4 separate regions of the Homo sapiens genome follow, and all the other regions are linked to region 4. A link is a contact called in ENCODE Hi-C or POLR2A ChIA-PET data. All regions are on one chromosome and are shown on one strand. The core of a region is the stretch at or near the end of the contact, and the rest is flanking DNA. Distances in the headings are between cores, read along the strand shown. Region 1 overlaps EP400 (E1A binding protein p400). Region 2 overlaps SFSWAP (splicing factor SWAP). Region 3 has its middle 19 kb from the start of MMP17. Region 4 holds the start of ULK1 (unc-51 like autophagy activating kinase 1).

Region 1 (2,780 bases), core at 212-2,711, 110 kb before region 4:
ATCAAGCCTTCTGAAAACCATCTTCACAGGAGACCTGTGCCACAACCACCCAGCAAGGCTGCTCCCAAACTCTGCCCCACAGAGTATACAGCGCTAATTTAATAGGATATCTAGTAAGTCAAGAATGCGCACCATAATCAGATAGCCCCTACAACAAGAATACAGAAAGCTAACAGAGAAGAGGAAATGAAATAATTTGTAAATACTTGCCTGATGCTTTAACCATAAAGAGATTGACTAAAGAACAGGTGAGAAAATACAAGATAAATTTTAAAATTAGGATAGATCTAGGCCCAATTATTAATAGAACAGGCTTAAATTTAATACAAATGTACTAAACACTCCAATTTAGAGACATAGGGACATTAGAATAAACTGTAGGGCAGAGAAGACCAACTATATGCTGTTTACAAGAGACATGCTTTACAAAAGAACACAGATCAGAAGTTAACAGAAACTCTCTCTAGAGGAAACTCCTTCACTGTCAGGCCTAAAGTAACTTCCACAATGAAGTTCCAATATGTGGGCGGCAAGCCATCCAGGTGCCGAGGCAAGAGACCGAGGGCACGAGCTGTTCCAGTGTAATAAAATATATAAAACAACAAGAGTTATACTAGATCTAGATCATAGACATGATTATATACGAATATCATTAATCACTAGTTTGTAGCAATTACTCTTTATTCCAATATTATAATAATCCTCGCTCTATAATCATAACCTAGGAAAAGCCAGCCCATACAGAGATAGGAGCTGAGGAGACATAGTGAGGAGTGACCAGAAGACAAGAGTGCGAGCCTTCTGTTATGCCCGGACAGGGCCACCAGAGGGCTCCTGGGTCTAGCGGTAACGCCAGGATCTGGGAAGACGCCTGTTGTAGCCTCAGTGTCAAGGAAAAACACCTGCTACTTAGCGGACCGGGAAAGGGAGTCTCCCTTTCCTTGTGGGGAGTTTAGAGAAGACTCTACTCCTCCACCTCTTGTGGAGGCCCTGACATCAGTCAGGCCCACGCACAGTTATCCGGAGGCCTAACCGTCTCCCTGTGATGCTGTGCTTCAGTGGTCACACTCCTAGTCTGCTTTCATGTTCCATCCTGTACACGTGGCTCTGCCTTTTAGATAACAGTAGCAAAATTAGTGAAAGTACTAAAAGTCTCTGATATGCAGAAATAATGGCGTAAGCTGTCTCTCTCTCTCTGCCTCGGCTGCCAGGCAGGGGAGGGCCCCCTGTCCAGTGGACACGTAACCCACGTGACCCTACCTATCATTGGAGATGACTCACACTATTTACCCTGCCCCTTTTGCTTTGTATCCAATAAATAATAGCGCAGCCAGACATTCGGGGCCACTACCAGTCTCCGCGTCTTGGTGGGAGTGGTCCCCTGGGCCCAGCTGTCTTTTCTTTTATCTCTTTGTCTCGTGTCTTTATTTCCACAATCTCTCGTCTCCACACACGGTGGGAAGAAACCCACCGACCCTGTGGGGCTGGTCCCTACACCAATAAATTGTCAAAAATCACAAAGTACGCTAGGAAACAATGTACCATCAGCAGAAACCAGGATTCATAAACGACAGCAGAATCAGACCTGCAAAAACATCACCCATGCAATTATTAGGCAGAGATTATAAAATTTCATATTTGAAGAAATAAAAGAGATGACTGAAAGTCTGAATACAGAGCAAGAGATAATTTTAAAATTTCATGTAGGTTTTCTAAAAAACCATTGGGAATGTCTTAAAACAAACTGGTAACTGGAATTTAACACTTAATCAATGGGTTAACAAAAGACTAGGAAGAGCTTAAAAGAGAATTCATAAAATAGAACACAGATGTGATAAAATTATCTAGAATCAAGTAAAACTGATGACGTAATAGGATAACAATTCTAAACCTATATATGCACATACTAACATAGTCTCAAAATACATAAAATGAAAACTGACAGAAACTTAAGGAGAAATAGGTACTCATTATCATAATGGAACATTTTAACATACTTCTCTCAGTAATTGATAGAGCAAGAAGACAAAAATCAGTAAGGATAAGAACTGGATAATGCAATCAACAAGTTCTACCTGGTGGACTGAGAGAGAGAATTGTACCATAACCTGATGAATGCATGTTGTTTTAAAGCATGTATGGAATGTTTATAAACTGGTCCATTCAAAACCTACCTCAACAAAATCCAGGTCAGTGAGAATCCCATACATCTTCTGTCTGATCAAAATGCAATTAATGTAGAATAATAATAAAAATATATATTGAAAACCCTGTATTGTTTGGAAATTAAGAAACATCCTTCTAAATAACTCATGGGTCAATAAAATATATATACAGGGGAAATCAGAAAATATTTAAAACTGAATAATAAATATGATATTCAGCTAAAGCAGTATTACGGAAAAATTCAGACCCTTAAATGTTTATATTAATGAGCTGATGAAAATTAGGAAGCTAGTCATCCAAGTTAAAAACTCAGAAAAAGATGTTTTTAAAAAAGAAATACTACGAGCAGAAACAAAACAGAAAACAATATACAGGCGCCAGATTAAAAAAAAAAAAAAAGAATCTGACAAACTTTTGACAAGACTATCAAGAAAACAGGCATAAATACACAGTATTAGGAGAAAGAAGGGACATACATACAAACACAGCCAAGATCGGAAACACTGTAAGGAGAAATTATTGACAATGTATGCCAATAAATTTTAAAATGTAGATGAAATAAAGAAATTCCTAGAAAATTTGACTATCATAATTGACTATGAAGAAAAGAAAAA
Region 2 (2,700 bases), core at 34-2,533, 120 kb after region 4:
GTCAGAGCTGCTGCAGGTCCTTTCAACAAGGCCCGGGATTTCCCCAGGAAAACAAAGAGAGAGCTGAAGAGAAGGAGAGCTGAGACACATACTCCACCCTCGAGTAAGGAGTTTGTTCTGTGACGAGAAGGAAGAGAAACACGTCTTTGCTGTCTTTTTCTGGTGAAGAACTCTCCTCATTTACTCTCTCCACGCTCACAAAATCACTGCACTAATTTGGTGTGTGATTGGTAAGGCGCTGTGTTAAAACAGAGGGGAGATGGAAAAACATGGTCCCTGGCAAACGTCTGTGAAAGACAAAACCAAACGGGCGCGAGACGCCATCTGAGGCACAGTCAAGACAAACAGGAGTGCGAGGAGTCAACTCTCCAGCTGAGTTTCTATTCATATTTCTACTGCCAACTTAATGATTTGAGCCTCCAAACTTTTTTTTTTGCCTTTATCCTAACTAATGCCTGTCATTAATAATACTTATCTCACCACTGTGCTTAAAGACTAGGGCTCCATTTTGAAGCGACGGGACAATCTGAATCAACACTTTCAAATGTCACTTGTAATCAAGTCCAGGTCTATTTATTCCAACAACACGATCATCCTTCACCATGAAGGTGAAAACTAGAGCTGTTGTGACCTCTGCCAGGCTGAATTAAGATGGTTCATTATGTTGACATTACTGCTTTTTTCAGCTTCAAGTGCTAAAAGTGAACAAGGACTGATGCCAAACACAGCTTCCCAGAAACCACAGCTGCCTTTGAGATGCATTTTTAATATTCCAGCAAAAATGATCAAAACGGAAGTCATGTTTGAATGTAGGGGGGCAGACGTACATTGGTTTAGGTAGAGTCCGGGACAAAGCAAATAACTTCTGAAAAATGGTCATTTATGAGAGCATTAACAGCTTACCGCCGGCCACTTCTGTAACACTGGAAATTAACATTGATTAGTCCCCCTGTGTCACGATGAAGTATTTGGCAACAAAATTAGCACATGAACCAGCAACGATTATTTCCTACTGTGGCAAAACAAACCGCTCAAAAGCAGACTGACTTTGTATCTGATTGTATTTGAAAATAAAAGAAATCTTATTTGTGAAGGACACTACATTAACTATGAAAGGGATAACCAACACTGCGGCGTTGCTCTCCATCCCTTCACCCAGCCCCACTGCCCTACCACGTCCTGCCCAGGTGCATCCTCCCACCCCTGCCTCCACTCTGCTCCAGCGCCCCGTGCCCCGCAGCCACACTGTCTCAGCGGAAATGCGGCTCTCATCCTGTCGGTCTCTCGTGCTCACTTATTCTGGCGTCCCAGGCTCTCCACAACTGGCCTCCCATTGTCATTCCGGTTCTGCCTGAGAAAGTGTCTTCCTGAGTGGGGCCACCTGTCCTTTACCACTTGTGGGTCTTTGGCCCTCGTGGGCCCTCACTATTCTGGTAAGCTCCTCAAGGCCTCGCCTGAGCCCCAGGTCCCGGAGCCGCCACTCTCCTCCTGGCTGTGCTGTCCTGATGGAAATGCCCATGTGTGAACAGCAACAGCTCAAATGCAGTCATGGTCACTGGTTAACAAGCAAGCTTCTAATGCATATCCCAAAGCACCTCAGCACCTAGCACACAGCAGAGATTCAGCAAACACAGGCAGGTTTCAGTTCCTATTTCCTTTTCAAACTCTTACTGGAATTGTAAACTTGGCAGATCAGTAACTTGAAAACATTTGTGGGCTGGGTGCAGTGGCTCATGCCTGTCATCCTAGCATCTTGAGAGGCCAAGGCGGGAGAACTGCTTGAGGCCAGGAGTTCAAGACCAGTCTGGGCAATATAGCAAAATCCCATCTCTACCAAAAATACAAAAAAATTTAGCTGGGCATGGTGGCAAGTGCATGTAAGTCCTAGCTACTTTGGAGGCTGAGGTAGGAGGAGTGCTTCAGGCCGGGAGGTCAAGGCTGCAGTGAGCTGTGATGGTACCACTGCATTCTAGCTCGGGCGACAGAGTGAGACTCTCTCAAAAAGAAAAAGAAAAAAAATTTGTGGAATCTAAGAAATCATCCTGCAGTCTGTTGCTACTATGTAAATGACCGCATGAAAAAAGGGGTTCAATGAAGACTTCTCCCTTCTCTTCATCCTGGATTACGAACACACACTAGGAATGAAGAGAGAATGTATGTGATACAGGCAGGAGGCAGGGAAATACTGGTGAGGGCTTCACACTCAAGCCTGGACCCGTGGCCCAAAGTGACAACTATCCCTGTTTTCCCACCTGAATGTTGCCTTTTGGCCTGCTCTGCCCCCTATCCTGTGCCCATAAGAACCCCAGACTCCAGACAAAGGGGACACACACAGAAGAGAAAGCATCTGAGCAAAGAGAGGAGAGGAAGCAGCTGGATGTTGGAGAGGAGTTTGGCTGAGGGATGGCCAGACTCCAGGGGAAAATTATCTTCCTGCTGTACCCCCTTGTCAGCTTCCCTTTCTGCTGAGAGCCACTTCCACAGCTCAATAAAGTCCTCCATATTCACCACCCTTTAATTCGTTCGTGTGACCTGATTCTTGCTGGACGCCGGACAAGAACTCAGGTACCAAGAGGGCAGGGTGTAAAGGCTGTCACCCTGACCCTCCACTGAGCTGATTAACACTCAACACTGATTGTAACACAGGCTTTCTGAGGCTCCAGGGGTCACAGACACCCACTCCCAGATGGCAGAGCTAAA
Region 3 (2,781 bases), core at 113-2,612, 86 kb after region 4:
GGGATCTAATTAAACTAAAGAGCTTCTGCACAGCAAAAGAAACTACCATCAGAGTGAACAGGCAACCTACAGAATGGGAGAAAATTTTCACAACCTACTCATCTGACAAAGGGCTAATATCCAGAATCTACGATGAACTCAAACAAATTTACAAGAAAAAAACAAACAACCCCATCAAAAAGTGGGCGAAGGACATGAACAGACACTTCTCAAAAGAAGACATTTATGCAGCCAAAACACACATGAAAAAATGCTCACCATCACTGGCCATCAGAGAAATGCAAATCAAAACCACAGTGAGATACCATCTCACGCCAGTTAGAATGGCAATCATTAAAAAGTCAGGAAACAACAGGTGCTGGAGAGGATGTGGAGAAATAGGAACACTTTGACACTGTTGGTGGGACTGTAAACTAGTTCAACCATTGTGGAAGTCAGTGTGGCGATTCCTCAAGGATCTAGAACTAGAAATACCATTTGACCCAGCCATCCCATTACTGGGTATATACCCAAAGGACTATAAATCATGCTGCTATAAAGACACATGCACGCGTATGTTTATTGTGGCATTATTTACAATAGCAAAGACTTGGAACCAACCCAAATGTCCAACAATGATAGACTGGATTAAGGAAATGTGGCACACATACACCATGGAATACTATGCAGCCATAAAAAATGATGAGTTCATGTCCTTTGTAGGGACATGGATGAAATTGGAAACCATCATTCTCAGCAAACTATCGCAAGGACAGAAAAACAACCACCGCATGTTCTCACTCATAGATGGGAATTGAACAATGAGAACACATGGACACAGGAAGGGGAACATCACACACCGGGGCCTGTTGTGGGGTGGGGGGAGGGGGAGGGATAGCATTGGGAGATATACCTAATGCTAGATGATGAGTTAGTGGGTGCATCACAGCAGCATGGCACATGTATACATATGTAACTAACCTGCACGTTGTGCACATGTCCCCTGAAACTTAAAGTATAATAATTAAAAAAAAAGAAAAGAAAAAAGGCGGAGGCAGCCTGGGCCCCGTGCCGCACCTGTGCTGGGATGGGCGTCGACGCGTCCCTCCTGCCCTGGGACCCTCTGGAGCGGCCGGGGCCCCAGCCCTCCCTGCCCTCCAGGGAACCGCCCGCTGCCTGGCGGTGATTCCCGTGGTTAAGGCAGGAGAACTGGCTTCTGCTGCTCACGGGAAAGGGGCCTAACGCAGCGTTCAGATCTCCAGTCAAAACGCAGCAGCGCCGAGGCTCTGGCCGAACAACGCGGGAGGCGAAAGCAACTGGGAGGCGCCTGGTTCTCCGGGCAGCTCCCGGCAGCTGAGGAAACGGAGGCGGAAGAGGCCCGGGCGGGGAGCGCAGCTCAGGGCGGGTCGTCCCCCGCCTGCCTCACACCCCGCCCGCACGGCCTTCTGTTCCTTCTGTTCCTTCTGTTCCTTCTGCTTCCGGGTCCCAGCGGGGCGCAAGCTTCACCCCGAGAGGGTTCTGTCTGGGTTGAGTAAGGTTTCTAAGACGCCAAGCGGAAACAGTTCAAAGATCTAATGCAAATGTCTCTCTCTTTTTTTTCTTTTTGACACAGGGTCTCACTCTCACCCAGGCTGGAGTGCAGGGGCGCGATCTCGGCTCACTGCAAGCTCCGCCTCCCGGGTTCAAGAGATTCTCCCACCTCAGCCTCCCAAGTAGCTGGGACTACAGGCGCCCGCCACCACGCCCAGCTAACTTTTTGTGTTTTAGTAGAGACGGGGTTTCACCATGTTGGCCAGGCTGGTCTTGAACTCCTGACCTCAGGCGATCCATCCGCCTCGGCCTCCCAAAGTGCTGGGATTGCAGGCGTGAGCCACCGCGCCCGGCCACAAATGTCTCTTTAGAAAGTTTATTTAGGGCCGGGCGCGGTGGCTCACGCCTGTAATCCCAGCACTTTGGGAGGCCGAGGTAGGCGGATTACTTCAGGTCAGGAGTTCGAAAAAAAACAAACTAATTAGCTGGGCGTGGGGTACGTGCCTGTAATCCCAGCTTCTCCGTCTGGAGGCTGAGGCAGGAGAATCGCTGGAACCCAGGAGCCAAGATCGCACCACTGCACTCCAGCCTGGGCAACAGAGTGAGACTCCGTCTCAAAAAAAGAAAGAAAAAAAAAAGTTTAGGTCGAGTTTGGTGGCTCAAGCCTGTAATCCCATCATTTTGAGAGACCGAGGTGAGTGGATCACTTGAGGCCAAGAGTTCGAGACCAGCCTGGCCAACACAGTGAAACCCCCAACTCTACCAAAAAATACAAAAATTAGTGGGGCGTGGTGGTGCATGTCTGTAGTCCCAGCTACTCAGGAGGCTGAGGCAGGAGAATTGCTTGAACCTGGGAGGTGGAGGGTGCAGTGAGCCAAGATCGCACCACTGCACTCCAGCCTGGGTGACGTAGTGAGAACTTGTCTCAGAAAAAAAAAAATTAACAACAGCTTTATTGATATAATCTACATACTATACAATTCAACCATTTAAAGTGTACAACTAAATGTTTTTCAGGGGCCTGGTGTGGTAGCTCACACCTGTAATCCCAGCACTTTGGGAGGCTAAGGTGAGCAGATCACCTGAGGTCAGGAGTTTCAGACCAGCCTGGCCAACATGGTGAAACCCCGTCTCTACTAAAAATACAAAAATTAGGCTGGGAGAGGTGGCTCACACCTGTAATCCCAGCACTTTGGGAGGCCGAGGCAGACAGATCATGCAGTCAGGAGTTCGAGACCAGCCTGACCAACATGGCGAAACCCTGTCTCTACT
Region 4 (2,845 bases), core at 211-2,710:
AGGGGATGCCTGTTCAGGAGAACTCAGCCCTGCCCTGGGGCGCCCTGCGGCCCAGACACCCCCTCCCCGGTCTCACAGCTGGGGAAGTCACAGCAAGAGCCAGCACCAGCCCAGGCCTGGACCCAGGGTGGAGTCTCCAGGGGCCCAGTAGACCCCAGCCTGGACAGGCTCAACACCAGTGCTCACCAGGGGATCCAGCACCTGGGGCCACAGTCCCCCAGCCCGGTCCCCAGCAGACCGCAGCCCAGAGGCCTTACCTGGAAGTCGTACAGGGCCACGATGTTTTCATGTTTCAGTTCCTAGGACAGAAACCCAAGTTTGTTATCAGTGTGGGGAGGGGGGCTTGCCCACGCCCACGCCCACGCCCCCTCCCCCAGCACTGGCTCACCTTCAGGATTTTGATTTCCTTCCCCAGCAGCGTCTGAGACTTGGCGAGGTTCTTCTTGTTAATGCACTTGACGGCGACCTCCAAATCGTGCTTCTGAAAGCCAAACGTGCACCTTCAAGGCCAGGGCTGCCCCTCGCAGGCCTCCCCCAGACCCCAGTCCACACAGGTGGGGCCCTGAGATGATCCCGGTTGGGAATCCCGGGACTGGAAGGCCGAGTGGGGAGCCAGGTTGAGGATCGCGCTGGGGGTCCTGGGGTAGGGATCCAGCCTCGAAAGCCGGCTGTGGGACCAGGTTGCGGGGTGTCCCGGGGTGAGGGTTTGGACAGGAAAGTCGGGCTGGGGGTCTCGGAGTGAGGATCTGGGCTGGAAAGCCCGGCAGCGGATCTCGGGGCGGGAGTCTGAACTGGAAAGTCGGGCTGGGGGTCGCGGGGTGGGGATCCTGGGGTGGGGGTCGGCCTGGAAAGTCGAGTGGGGCTCTCGGGAGGCGTGGGGGGGTCCCGGGACAGGCGGGGAATCTCGGGGCGGGGATGCAGGGGCAGGGGATCCTGGGCGGGGGATCCCGGGCCGGACGGGGGCCTCACCTCGCGGTGGCGGCCCTTGAAGACCACCGCGAAGGCGCCGTGGCCGATCAGGTCCTTGCGGGAGAACTCGAACTTGCCCACGGTCTCTGTGCCGCCGCGGCCGGGCTCCATGGCGCAGGCGGGCCGGGGGCGCGGGGCGGGGGGTGGCGGGCCAAGGCGCGGGGGACTCAGGCGGAGGCGCGGGCCGGGGCGGGCGGGCCGGGGGCGCGGGGCCGGGGGCGCGGGGCCGGGCGAGGGCGCATCTCCGGGGCCGCGCGCCCCATCGGGCAGGCCGGGGCCGGGTCCCAGCCCCGCGGGCCAGGCGGGGTCCGAGGGTCGCGCTCCCTCCGGCGCCTGTGCCACGGCACTCTTCCCGGGCTGCTAATCCGAATCCGGATCCGACTCCGACTCCGACTCCGGCTCCAACTAGGGCCCGGGCTCGGCCCCAACGGAGAAACAAAAGAGCCGCGGCGCCCGGGCCTCAGAGCCTGAGACGCCCGCGCAGCCGCACTGCGCGCCGGGCCGGGAGGCGGGATGAGGGCGGGGCCTGCGGGACGGAGCGGCAGAGCCGGGCGTGACGAACAGACGGGGGGCGGGGAATGGGGCGGGGCCTGTCGGGGGGGTGGGCGGCTGGGCCGGGCCATTGCGGGGCCGGGTGGGCTGGGAGTGGGTGGGGCCAACAGCGGACCCGCCCCGGTGAGAGCAGAGAGGCGCGCTGACCCGGGAGCGGGCCACGGGGCTCAGTGTTGATTCCTTGCCCCACTCCCTTCCACGCCCCTTCCCCGCCCCTTCCCCGCCCCGCTTCTTCTCTGCTCCCCTCCCTCCTTTCCCCTCTCTCCGTCCTCCTCCCTCCTTTTCCCCTTCCCATCACCTCTCTCCCTCCCTGCCCCCTCCCTTCCGCCCCCTCCCATGCCTTCCCCCCCGCTCCCCTCCCGCCCCCACTGCCTGTTCTCCTCCCTCCTGTCCCCCCTCCCTGTTCCCCTCCCTCCCCTTCCCTGTTCCCCTCCTTCCCGCTCCCTGTTCCCCTTCTACAGGAGAATGGAGAACAGGCGTGGGAAATGTTCCCAAAACGGGGGACTGCGCAGAATTAATTCTTAGAAATAGAATGGCTGAGTTAGAGGTTAGGCATTTAAAGTTGAGTTCCATAATGCCAAATTGCAAAAAAAAAAAAAAAAATTGTAGACCAAAAAGTTGTCACCCAAACCAACGACATAGCCCATAAATCCGCTGGGGAGGAAAGGTTAGCTAGATGGGCTGCGCATCGGTCCTGTGGAACACTGCACAGAGGTAAATATACCTGTGCTCAAGGGTGAGTTCTCCAAAGATTATAATTAAGTAAAAGCAAAATATGGAACAGGGCACTGTACTGTCTGTCGTTTTAAGAAAGCGGTAGGATTGGGATGTGTGTGTGTGTGAAACGCCTGTAATGTGTACATGGTCGTTCCTAACTATAATGACAGCTAACTCATCACTTAGGCCAAGCAGCGCACTTTCCAGCGATTAGTGCATCCATTCAATGATTCCACGAGGCACTTGCTGTTATGTCCCTGTTTTACAGATGAGGAAATCAAGGCGGAGAAAAGTTGGAGAATGTGTCCAAAGTCACACCGCCGGCAGCCAAAAGAGCCCGGGGGCTCACTCACAGAAGACACAGCCAACAGCGATTGCTCTGGGAGAGAGGACCGGGGAAAAGTTAGTGCTGTTCACCGTACACGTTGCGCGCTAGTTGGAATGGCTTTCACCACGTGCAAGCACTGCTTTTGCAAATGCATGATTCTAAACAATGCTCACCAACCCAGCCTTCAGTACAGTCCTAAAGTAACAGCCCAGAAACACACACTTCAGCCAGGACCCTCCATGCTGCCTCCCAGAGCAGCCCAGCAGCTGGACAGCCTGA

What was found. Hi-C counts contacts between places; a loop is a spot of excess contacts on that map. ChIA-PET counts read pairs that join two places held with the same protein, here RNA polymerase II (POLR2A). Pooled maps may share reads with other maps.
Region 1: a loop to region 4 is called in a pooled map, with 4 times the contacts of the local background. The contact joins the enhancer-like site here to the promoter of ULK1 in region 4. A Hi-C loop is called at or near these places in 5 of 50 pooled maps. POLR2A ChIA-PET finds 5 or more read pairs at or near these places in 5 of 52 experiments (Caco-2, H1, OCI-LY7 and 2 more).
Region 2: a pooled map shows a loop between it and region 4 (8-fold over the local background). The contact joins the enhancer-like site here to the promoter of ULK1 in region 4. A Hi-C loop is called at or near these places in 1 of 168 maps with a recorded cell type or tissue (B cell), 2 of 37 single-sample maps with no recorded cell type and 4 of 50 pooled maps. POLR2A ChIA-PET finds 5 or more read pairs at or near these places in 2 of 52 experiments (Panc1 and activated naive CD4-positive, alpha-beta T cell).
Region 3: a loop to region 4 is called in a pooled map, with 4 times the contacts of the local background. The contact joins the enhancer-like site here to the promoter of ULK1 in region 4. A Hi-C loop is called at or near these places in 3 of 50 pooled maps. POLR2A ChIA-PET finds 5 or more read pairs at or near these places in 2 of 52 experiments (MCF 10A and WTC11).

The regions. Positions count from the first base shown.
Region 1 is chr12:131,999,765-132,002,544 of GRCh38, reverse strand. All of the region lies in intron 12 of EP400 (E1A binding protein p400), which reads right to left. Among named protein-coding and RNA genes, the nearest start is that of SNORA49, 30 kb to the left of the region's middle. Within about 2 kb of position 1,461, at least 2 of the 41 ENCODE cell types and tissues checked have a DNase peak (open chromatin) inside an H3K27ac peak, as active enhancers do.
Region 2 is chr12:131,772,659-131,775,358 of GRCh38, reverse strand. The region is part of intron 13 of SFSWAP (splicing factor SWAP); the gene reads right to left. Among named protein-coding and RNA genes, the nearest start is that of MMP17, 54 kb to the left of the region's middle. RefSeq lists enhancers at 673-1,297, 1,377-1,566, 1,298-1,923. Within about 2 kb of position 1,283, at least 6 of the 41 ENCODE cell types and tissues checked have a DNase peak (open chromatin) inside an H3K27ac peak, as active enhancers do; they include B cell, where a contact is called at or near this core.
Region 3 is chr12:131,807,537-131,810,317 of GRCh38, reverse strand. No RefSeq gene overlaps it. Among named protein-coding and RNA genes, the nearest start is that of MMP17, 19 kb to the left of the region's middle. Within about 2 kb of position 1,362, at least 6 of the 41 ENCODE cell types and tissues checked have a DNase peak (open chromatin) inside an H3K27ac peak, as active enhancers do.
Region 4 is chr12:131,893,237-131,896,081 of GRCh38, reverse strand. ULK1 (unc-51 like autophagy activating kinase 1) reads right to left here and starts at 1,460. Exons shown (of 28, transcript NM_003565.4): 1 at 970-1,460; 2 at 389-481; 3 at 258-299. The coding sequence starts at 1,080. It overlaps LOC124903059 (a long non-coding RNA gene), which reads left to right and starts at 1,924. Exons shown (of 2, transcript XR_007063538.1): 1 at 1,924-2,235; 2 at 2,507-2,845. RefSeq lists silencers at 1-58, 1-133, 1,201-1,710, 1,741-1,790.